Linked DNA regions of Mus musculus: region 1 is linked to region 2. Evidence: chromatin loops called from intact Hi-C (ENCODE). Cell type or tissue: heart. All regions are shown on one strand. Links, peaks and the distances in the headings refer to the core of each region. The heading gives the core; the rest is flanking DNA.

Evidence for each region. Hi-C counts contacts between places; a loop is a spot of excess contacts. Peaks named below come from ENCODE experiments on the same cell type or tissue, not always from the same donor. Only the 100,000 strongest peaks of a DNase experiment are listed, where the experiment ranks them.
Region 1: a loop joins it to region 2, with 1.9 times the contacts of the local background. A loop is called at or near these places in 2 of 42 quality-filtered maps.

Annotation. Positions count from the first base shown.
Region 1 is chr16:22,696,543-22,701,868 of GRCm38, forward strand. No RefSeq gene overlaps it. Among named protein-coding and RNA genes, the nearest start is that of Dgkg, 42 kb to the left of the region's middle. In heart, for the core only: no CTCF peak of the experiment used is centred there; a DNase peak (open chromatin) is centred at 2,619.
Region 2 is chr16:22,764,508-22,769,833 of GRCm38, forward strand. No RefSeq gene overlaps it. Among named protein-coding and RNA genes, the nearest start is that of Gm30416, 25 kb to the right of the region's middle. In heart, for the core only: a CTCF peak has its summit at 3,150; a DNase peak (open chromatin) is centred at 2,584; H3K27ac peaks cover 406 bases.

The DNA.
Region 1 (5,326 bases), core at 44-5,043, 68 kb before region 2:
TTCACATAGTTTCTAAATTTATGACTTATGAATTTGGTGTTTCTGGAATTCTACATTTATACTTTTGGGCCAATTGACCACAGGTTACTGAATCCATGGAAAATGAGGCTGTAAATCACAGGCATTGCTTCACTGGGCTTAGCTATGTGTGGGAGGGACTCTGTGAGATATCTGGGGATGTTGGTAGAGGATTGTGAGGCTAAGGCATAGAGAAAGAGCTAGAGACATAACTGAAGCTCACCGTAAGGTGGAAAGATACCAAGAGGGTATCATACAGTGTGCGTCACAAGATTGCTGATGTATTGGCTTCCCATCACTACAATAGGATGCCTGATACAAGCAACTTATGAAGCAAAGAGGTTTATTTTGGCTAACGGTTCTGAGTTCAAGCCAAGATCAGGTAGTTACGCTTGTTTAGGCCTCCAGAAACATTTACACCACATGGTAGGAATGCCTGTATGATGGAGCGCTCAGTCTAAACCAGAAGCCAGAGGCTATAATTCCCTGCAGGACCTTAAGGCCTTCCAGAGGCCAACTGCTACAAAGTCCACAGGTTCTGTCTTTTTCTTTTTGAGTAGAATTTAAGACGGAGTTTCATGTACCCCATGCTTGTCTCAGATTTACTGTTCAGCCAGGGACCTTAAAATCCTGATATTCCTGTCCCAGGTGCTGGGACTGTAAACATGTCACCACTCTTGGCCAACAGGGGCTTTGCTACCAACAGCCCATGGAACAAGCCTTTATCTATGGATCTTTGGAAGACAACACCCAGATTCACATCATAGTGGTGGCTTAATACAATTTCCTAGTCCCTCTTGACAACTTACTTTCAAAAAATAAACTTCACTTTAGTCACAGGATATTTACACAGAACACTCTTCTAGCTTGTGAAAATTAATGATCTTACATTTTTTCTCTTGCAAAGACCTGCCTCGGGTTCTCCTTTTTTCTTAATTACGTTATTATTTCCTACAAAATAATTTAATTTGTTTCTGTCGGGACTGTGTGACATCTATCTGTGCCTGTGGTTTGCAGAGGTCAGTGGTTTTGATCCACAGTTGTCATGGGAGACGGGAAGAGGCCACCTGATTACAGGAAGGATCGTCGCTGCAAACTTGTAGGGCGGGGTCATCTGGTTTGGTTGTTCAGCTTCTTTATTCCTCTTTTCAGTTTAATTGTGGATCTGTAATAGTTTACAAAGACCATAAATTTAAAATATGTAAATATATTTAGCAAGCTGCTTGCTTCATTTAGTTCACATATGCATGGTCCTCATCCCTACTCCAGCCATTCATTGCCATCAGTCTCTCAAGTCCCCTTCCATCCAGCCGCTGCCATCAGTCTCTCAAACCCTCTTCCATTTTCTTCCCCTTCTTCATTTAAAACAAAGCTTTAGAGTATCCTTAGAATTCTTGCCTTGTTTTTAGTTAATATATCCTAGCTATTTTTCCACATCAGAACTCAGATTCTCCATAGCTTATTTCACAGCTTTGCTATTGGTGGACACTCATGTTATTTTCATATGTTCAGTGCTACAGACCAAATACTATAAATCACCTCTGTGCCTGTGTTATTTGCACTCGGGTAAATATACCTGTAAGGCGCATTCCGAGATTCGGGATTCCTGACTTCAGTGTAGCCTGCAAACCAAATAAACCCTTCCCTCTCCCACGTTTCTCTTAGTCATGGTGTTTGTCAGAGTAGCCGGGAAGCAAATAAGACACGGAGTGTATTTTTTATCTTTTCTAATAAATCATTACCTGACCTACTTGTTAATAACTGAACATTTGTTACAACTATTCAATGTGTAAGGTCAGAGGGCCGGGGCTTTGGGAAGTAAGTCATGAGAGTAGATCTCTCAAGAATGGGATGAGTGTACTTATGAGGGGATGGCCCCTCTCCCCACAAGAGCACACAGACAGCAAGTAATTCCTGTGAAGCAGGAAGCCCTCACAGGACACTGAGGATCTGACTGTCTCAGCTTCTAAAGCAGTAGGAATAAAGTCAGTTTTTGCTATTCGTATGCTCTCCATTCTGTGGCTCTTTGTTGTGCTTCCTGAAACCCCACTAACTTCTCACTAGAACTGGAGACTGGGACCTCATTCTTGCAGCAACTCCTTTTCTGAACAGGACTGTGTCAGGTTCCTGCACTGTCCAATTGGTGACTCCTTGTATTGATCCCTGTTACCTCCCACATGGGGCCTCTTCCTTGCCAATGCTGGCCCCTTCCTGAGTTGGGTCTCAGATCTACTAGGTTTGGTCCCTGGGACATTTCCATCCGATTGACTATGCGTGTTCTCCCTCCCCCCCCCCCCCAGTTTCTATGATGAGCCATCTCAAAACCGAAATCGTTTCTGCTTGAATGAAACATTCATGAATTTCTGGGTTTGTATTTAGCAGCAAGGATCCCCGAGCAGGTAGCAGGTCATATGATCACAGTTTGCAAGGGATCCCAGGCCAGTGAATAATGAATGATTCTTCATAACATGTGGCCATACAAAGTCATTAATTTGCTAGAAGTTGCTGTGTCCTGATGCCCCTGAGCCTGAGGGCAGAGCCAAAGTCCTGACTGCATCATGTTGGCACGGTAGAAAGCAGCTGAGCCACTGGAGGCCAGGAGCATTGAGCCAGAACAGAGGTTAGCCTGTCACCATGAATGCGCTGAGGAGGACCAGACATGTTTGCCCTCTGCCAGTAACTGCTCTGTGAAAAAGCACAAGGTTGGCTGCCCACCAAAGACACAGGTTCCCAAATAGAGCCCATGGCCTAGAGGGAGAGGAGAGTCAGCTAAAAATAGCTGTGACGTCTCCTCGCTCGTTTTCTTCTTTCTTTTCATTTTTTATTCTTTAGCAAGTTCACCTAAAATAGTCTGGAAACAGTCCCCCTTCTTCCGGCCCCTGAAGTAGAAAAAGAAAATAGAGAGGTCAGAATATAAAGAATCTAATCTATCCAAACATACCAAGTATCCCTCGAGGGTAACATCTATGTCTACTCCCAGATGAAGGCTGCCCCTCCCCCCCAAAGACCAGGGCCAAAGCCTGTGAGTCTTTGTGGACCAATACAGGCTCTCTCTGGTAGTGGATGGGTGGATGGACTATAGTTTCCATGAAGTTTCCAGGTCCAGGGATCTGGGGAAGCTGCCTCACGTGGTAATGTGCGAAAGCCAGGGTTAGGGTGTCCCATTATACTAACAGAAAGAAGCTACCACTTCGGGTTTAGAGTCAGGAGAGGGAAAGGTTTTCAGAGCCGGCACCTTCTCCAGCCTTGCTTAAAGAGAAAGATGGACTCTCCTTCCTCCTGGCCTCTATCTCTGACATTCTGAAGTGCTGATGTCTCCAGGGCAGTTTGACTCGGGCCTCTCCAGGGATCCTCACTGAGACAGCAGCACTCCTATGATGGGGTGGGAAGGACAAATCCAGAGCCAGGTTCACAGCAGAAGGAGCAAGTCTGACCTTCACAATCAATTCTAGTAACAGCTTGAGTCTGGTCCATGAAGCCATCTGCCCGGATCTGAGATACAGTGATAATTCCATAAGCAGCAGCAGCTTCTTTATTCTATAAAGTGGTGCCATCTACATGATTGAACTTATTTAGCAGCTGCAATGGGGGTGGTGCTCATTGTGTAGATATTGTCACCTCTGTTTTATAGTGGCTGTCAATGAGGCTCACGATGACTTGTTGATGAAAGGTGTACTGTTGGCAAATTTTGGAAAGTTCAGTCCAGGATCTCATCTCTCATCTCCCAGTTCAATATTCTGTCACTACTGTTCAAAACTTTCAGGCGGGGCTGCACCAGAGAAGGGATGCCCCTTGGAACTAAAAACAGGCATTGAGAAGAAGCGTGGCTGTTGCGTGAACACTGGGACTTTTTCAGTTATAATGCCCTCAATGTAATGAAATAACAACAAAAACCTCACAAAAACAACTAAAAGGGGAGAGGGAAGTAATATGTCACTGTTTCAGAGTCTGGGCCCATGGTGAACCAGGACAGAACATGTGGTAGCTGCTACTCACATCCTGGAACACAGGAAGCAGACAAAGGAACCAGGGACCAGACTGAGCCTTCAAAAGCATCCCCCAGTGACCTACCTCCCCAAGCTAAGATCCAGCTCCTAAGAAGTTTCCAAAACCTCCCCAAAATAGCTCTGCCAGGTGAGGACCAAGCATCTAACACACATGCCTATGGGAAGACATTTCCCATTCATATTCATTTCATAACAGTCCCATTGCCAAGTATGGATATTTACTACTGCGTAAATTTGGGCAAGAAGTTACCATTAGAACTTTGTCACATCAGTCAGGACCAAATCAGATAATAGAAATTAAGGTACAATATCTGACATAGAGAAAAGCATGTTATATGTCTTGCTATCTTATTCACCATTGTCCTTATAATGCTTGTCACTATTGTTTTTCATTTAAAATGCATTAGTGTGTGTGTGTGTGTGTGTGTGTGTGTGTGTGTGTGTGTGTGTGATGAAGACATGTGTTTGATGACACACATGTAGAGGTCAGAGGACACCTGTGGCATCAGGTTTCTCCGTCCACCTTTATTTGGGTTCCAAGGACTAGACTAGCATCCCAGATGTGTGCAGCAAGCCCTTTGTCCCCCGAGCATCTCACTACCGTAAATTACTGTTATTTCTTAATAACAGTGCATTATCAACCTGGAAGACTGAAAATGCTGATTTTTACAAAGTTACAAAAAAAATGAGTATAACTTCAAAATTGGTATGCAAAGGCAGAAGGCTGTGTGTATTCCAAAGTGTCATTGACTATTGTAGTTATGTAGAAACTGTGTCCAGCCTAATAAACCCTTCCCTCCATCAGACAGATGCGCAAGCTAAGAGGGTCCCTTGGGTTTGACATCTGGGCAAGAGTTCTTAGATCATAGTCAAAGGTGAATGATGATTTGAGATAGGCCTGGTCAGTCCCCTTCACTGTCTGGGTACCTGTCACCTGCTGCTTATTCTCTCCAGCACTGATTCACCCCACAAATAACTTTTGAGCTCCTCCTATGTGTTATGTGGTGATATATGTGACAGGCTCCTGCCCAGTAGACCATATGGCTGGTTTCCCCGCTCCTGGCATATGGTGCTGGGAACTGGCATAGCTGGTGCTTGCCCCACATGTTTTCTCATTCACCTTTGTCCCTGCCCAGTGACCTTCCAGATGACAGCAGTTTTATATTAGTGTGGCATCTCCCTGAGGATAAGATGCAGCTGCCAACAACCATCTTTTCCCTGACTGATGCCAGCACCACATTGCTCTGGTCCAATCCCAGAGGATAGTCCTGCAGGATACCGTTCACATCTGTCCCTCAGTA
Region 2 (5,326 bases), core at 123-5,122:
GTAGTAACCCAGCCTCCCTGAACAACTATATTCAGTAAACATGCTGAGCTGCCAGGGTGCCTCTACTTTTCCATTAGAGAATCCAGATGACCCAATCCAAGATTTTCTGTGTCTGTGTGTCCATTTGTTTGAGTTTTTAAAAATTCCCTCACTATCCATCAAATAGATTCCTGGAGCCATGAAAAGTGGAGCTTTGGGGAATTTTAGGGGAATAAAATAGTAGAAAATGTAATGTGTGTGTGTGTGTGTGTGTGTGTGTGTCTGTGTGTGTGTGTGTGTGTGTGTGTGTGTGTGTGTGTGTAATGCAATATTTTTTTCTTGGAAACTCCAATGTTTATACAAGAAAGGAAGCATAAGCTTGATTGAAGAGTGAGGGTTAAATAGAGTGTTGATTTAACTACATGTTGTGATATAACTCTGTCTGGGAACTGCAGGAGGGAAGAAAGGATATAGGAGTGATAAAACCTCATCTACCACAGAGGAAATAAATAATAACTGATAATAGCAGGCTGAGAGTTAAAGGGGAATTGAGGCAAAGGCTAGAAGAGCTGGGTAAAGAGTGAGGGTCGTTATCTCTAAGGAACAACAGTGAAGGACAGTAAGTGAAGGAGTGAGTAGAAGGTGGGTGTTTTCAACATGGTCATTTTAGGATAATTTGGCTTTCAAGCTTGCATATATGACATTTTGATTTTTAGAAATTAATAATTCATGAAACCAATCTTTGTTAGCTTTAATTGTCCATTTGATGCACTGAGAAGGGAGTCTCAAAGAATTTTACAGAGCAGGGTGTCCTATGGGCATATCTGTGAATAATTATGCTAATGGTTAATGGATGTAGAATGACCTAGGCTACTGTGGGCAGCACCATCCCTAGGCAGATAATCCCGGACTGTATAAGAAAGCCAAATAGGCACGGGCCTCAGAGTGAGCCAACAAGAAGTGTTACTCCATGGTTTCTATCCCGAGTTCCTGCTTGAGTTCCCTCAGTGATGGAGCCTGGAAATGTAAGCCAGATAAGCCGCTCCTCATCTAAATGACTTTTGTCAAGGTATTTTATCACAGTTGCAGAAAGGAAGCTGCAACAACTACTATTAAAGATTTGGGGCTGACTTGCCGGAATCCATGAATAAAGCCAAAGATAACATCAGCTCCTCACAGCATCCAAGTAAGCAAGCATTCAAAGTGTGTCAGAAAGTAGTGTTGCAATTCTAGTGAGCGAAGAGTCCGTCAGACTTTGCCAGAGCACCGCTTGTCCAGAGTTGGCCGGGGTTTCTCTTGTGTCAAGTGTGACATTTAGATTCGACACTATGGCTCAGCTGAAGTGAAAAAGAAATGTGTAGTGGCTGTTTGCCTGTCAACTTGCTTCGTCTTTTAAATGAAAACCTATATATTGTCCCACTCACAAGCCCCACTCCTTGGAATCTGTCTGATGGACACAAGACCCAGGGGAATTTATTCATTGATAAATATGCAATGATATTCGTGGCAATTAATTGACCAAACACAGAATTTAAATCTGGGAAACGGAGTGGAGATGGCTCAGTGGTTACAATGGCTGCTATTGCAGAGGACCTGGGTTCGACTCCTAGAACCTACGTGGTGGCTCACAATCTTTTGTAACTTCAGCTCCAGAGAATCTGATGCTCCTCTGGCATCCACAGGAACCAGGCAAACACATGGTGCACATGCGGGCAAGCCGGCAAAATGCTCATACGCATAAAATTTTAAAAATCAAAAATAAAATCTTCTTTTAAAAATTGAGGAGAGGGGATGACAAGTTAGCAAAAAGTAACATCACTAGGAGCTAAATTAATAAAAGGAATTATATTTGTAGCTAAAGACTGAAGACATTTCTAGAATACACTCTTTCAATTATTGTCTTTTCCTGCTTCCCTTGTTTCTAGACAAAGCAGTAGAAATCAATCAATCAATCAGGGATTGATTATTGGAGATTACATAGAACCAGAAGGAGAGTGGGAGCAGGGAGGTAAAAAAAAAAAAAAAAAAAGGAGCCCTCCAAGCTAAGTCTAGAGACTCGGGGCCTGTCATCTAAGCTACCTGGGATGCTGAGATGCTGAGACAGAGGACCACAAGCTAAAGGCCTGTGTGGACTGCAGAGTGGGTTTAATCCAGCCTGGCAACTTTTTGAGGACCTGTCTCAAAATAGAAAGTCAAGGGGTTGGGGCCAGAAGTCTATAGCTCGGTGATAGAACTCTAGTAATTTTCAGGGCCTGAACTCATTCCCCAAATTTGGTTATTGTCTGCCTGCCGATGGTGCTGTTTCCCTGTTACAGGCTGTGTCTGAGCCAAAGCTCCTAACCCTCCTCACGTGACTGAGAGATCGCTCGGGCCAGCCCACGGAGCATGTACAGGAACAGGAACAAACAGGGACCTTCTTCTTCTCTCAGGCCTATTCACATCTTAGGAGGGCCAGCGCGGTCACAAATGGCACCGGATGAGGAGAACTCCGCCTTTACTCCCCACCCCCACCCCCCTGGGAGCCTATGGAAACCTTTCAAGAGCAAGATGCGGGATCCTTGCGGCTTCCAGCTCCTGTCATCACATAGCCTGCCCGTGCCTTCTGTGAAACTATTTCTTCAGATGCTCCGGGCCAGCAAAATTCCCACAGCAGAAAAGTAGGCGGAAGTCATGACATAAATGTTCTAGAGGCCGGCAGAGCGGTGACCCTGTTCTCCAGGGTGCATTCTGCCCCACACTGGGTTCTCGGGATGACAAAATTAGACTTGGAACCAACTCTTTTAACTTGGCTCATAGTAACTGTACATACTCACGGGGTAAGACTGATATTTTAATTCATGTAACCATGTGTGGTGATTTAGTCAGAAGGCAAATCTAGCCCTTCAAATATTTATCATTTCCTCATAATGATAACATTCAAAACCCTCTCTTCCAGCTGATTTGGAACGTACAATAATTCTTTAAAAGTTTTGCATATATTTATTGTATCTCTGAGCATGAAGTGGGATTGGTGGCTTGGACATGTATGGCACAGAGTGAGTGTGGAGGTCAGGACAACCCGCATGAGTCAGCTCTTTTCTTCCACCAAGTAGGTTCCAGGGATTGAACTGCAGTCCTCAGGCTTGGCAGCAAGTGCCTTTACCCAAGGAACCACCTTGTCTGCCCCCTACAGTAAATTCTTGTTACTACAGACAACCTCCTAAGAACATTATTCCTCATTCCTCTTATTTAACTGTAGCTTTGCCGTTGCTAGTCAATCCTAGTTTCTCTCTGTTGCTGTGACAAACACCAGACACAGAGCAACTTAGGGGAGTTAGGACATATTTGACTTGTAATTCCATGTTATAGTCCATTATTGTGAAAGAGTCAGTTCAAATACTTAAATCACCATATCTATAGTCAAGAGCAGAGAGAGCATAAATGCTTGGATCCTTGCTTGCTCGCTCTTTCCTCTCTTATTTCAGGCTCCCCTCCCTGGGATGACACCACCCAAAATTGGCTGGGCCAAATAACAATTAAGACCATCCCCCACATACATGTCCATTGGCCAACCTCATCTTCTGGGAACCTTTCTTCCCAGGTGATTGTAAGTTATGACATGCTAGGATTTAAAGTGAGACATTATACACAGGGTATCTTCCTATCTCTCTTCTTGCGAGCAGAGACCAGGGAGCCTTGAAGTCTCCATGTTAGGAGATACTTCACAGGTCCTGTCTCCATGCTTAAGTGATGGAGATTTCTCACAAGGATGCATTGGTGTCTCCGTACCACCCTGAAAATGTGCTTGTGTAGAGACTGTGAGAAACCTCGGTGGCTTCCCACTTCCAAAACCACAAAGGAGGCAAGACAAGCCCCATTCTAGGCATTATTCCCTACTACTCCTGGAACTTCCTCCTAGCATTGATGGACCCTGAAAACTTCATCCTCCATCTGAGAAGGTCTTGAAGGATAAAGGGAAGGAGCTAGAAAGAGAAGAGGAAGACCTGGAAGCTACAGATGCCGTTGCACTGGTCCAAAGGCTCTCTGAGAGAAACAAGAGAAAACAGGACATTCTTTCTCTGCACTGCATAACTATGGACTATTTTAGTTGGTATTTTTGCCTCCTCACATTTTTTGGCTTTTATATCTAAAACAAATAAATAAAAACAGCCTGTTCTGTGAACTCTATAGAATGTGAGCTAATTTGGTCCCGTCCTTTCTCCGTCCATTTGTAGGCTCTGTCCATAGTCCATGAGCATTAGAAAATAACTTATCACCCACTCAACTCCCCGTCTTATTCTTAAAAGAAAATATTTATATTATGCCAGTGGAAGGGTTTCCATGGCAGTGATGACTACAACACCATCATCGCCTTAGCAACCGGATGAATTTGTCTTGAATGAGTCGAAATCCCCTTTACAGACAAATAAGGAAAATTTGTCCAAAGTGCGGTGGGTGTTGGGGAAGCCCTGAGAGATGTTTGTTCACCCACTGCCTAGTTCTCCCTCTGGCTCCTACTCTGACATGGCCCTTCCTGCTCCTTTGAGCCCTCTTTATGGCTCCTTTTCTAGTACCCAATATTCAGATCCTCGGGGGAGAAAGCAAAGGGCTACAGATTGGCATTCAAAACCATGCCAAAGATAGCAGGAGGGAGAAGAAAGACGTGCTGTCTCTTCTATAGAGAGGCCTGCAGCTCAACCCTGGAGACCAATGCACAAGTTTTCTGCTCTCAGTTCAAAAGCATCTCTGAGGAGAAAGTTTTACAAGATGGTTCTGTCCTGCGATGGTGGAATGGCATAGCATGTTGGCAAGTCTCCTTTTCAGGCCTTGGTTTCCTCATCTCTGGAGTGTGGATCTTACACCCAAGGAATTTTGTATGAAACCAGATATAACACCATCTCTCCCAACGCCACTAGGGAGGTCCCTTAGCTGGTCTGTCGGAACTGCATGAAGAGCCCTGAGACAAGAAGAGCTAATCTTCCACGAGAGCCTTTCCAGCTGTAAGCCCCACACTCATCCTTGACCAGGCTGTGACCCGTGGGGTGAGCACTAGATGTCACGGTGTGACTTCTCCTAAAGGGGCTTCAGTGAGCTGGTGACAAAAAATAAATAAACAGCCCTCTCTGGGAAGCACAGAGCCCATGTAATGGACCCCAAGGACATAGCTCAGTGTCACTCAGAGCCAGCTCTGGAATGTGCTTTCCCCTTTCCTCACTGAAGAGCAGCTTGGAAAGCCAGGCGTGCTGACCTGTTTCCTTCAGCTCCCACTTCTGACACAGAAGCTGATGTAAAAGAGGGGAAAGGGCAGTTTTAGTCGTTTTTGCTGGTGGGCAGGGAAAACACTTGCAAACACTAGGAACACGCCCCC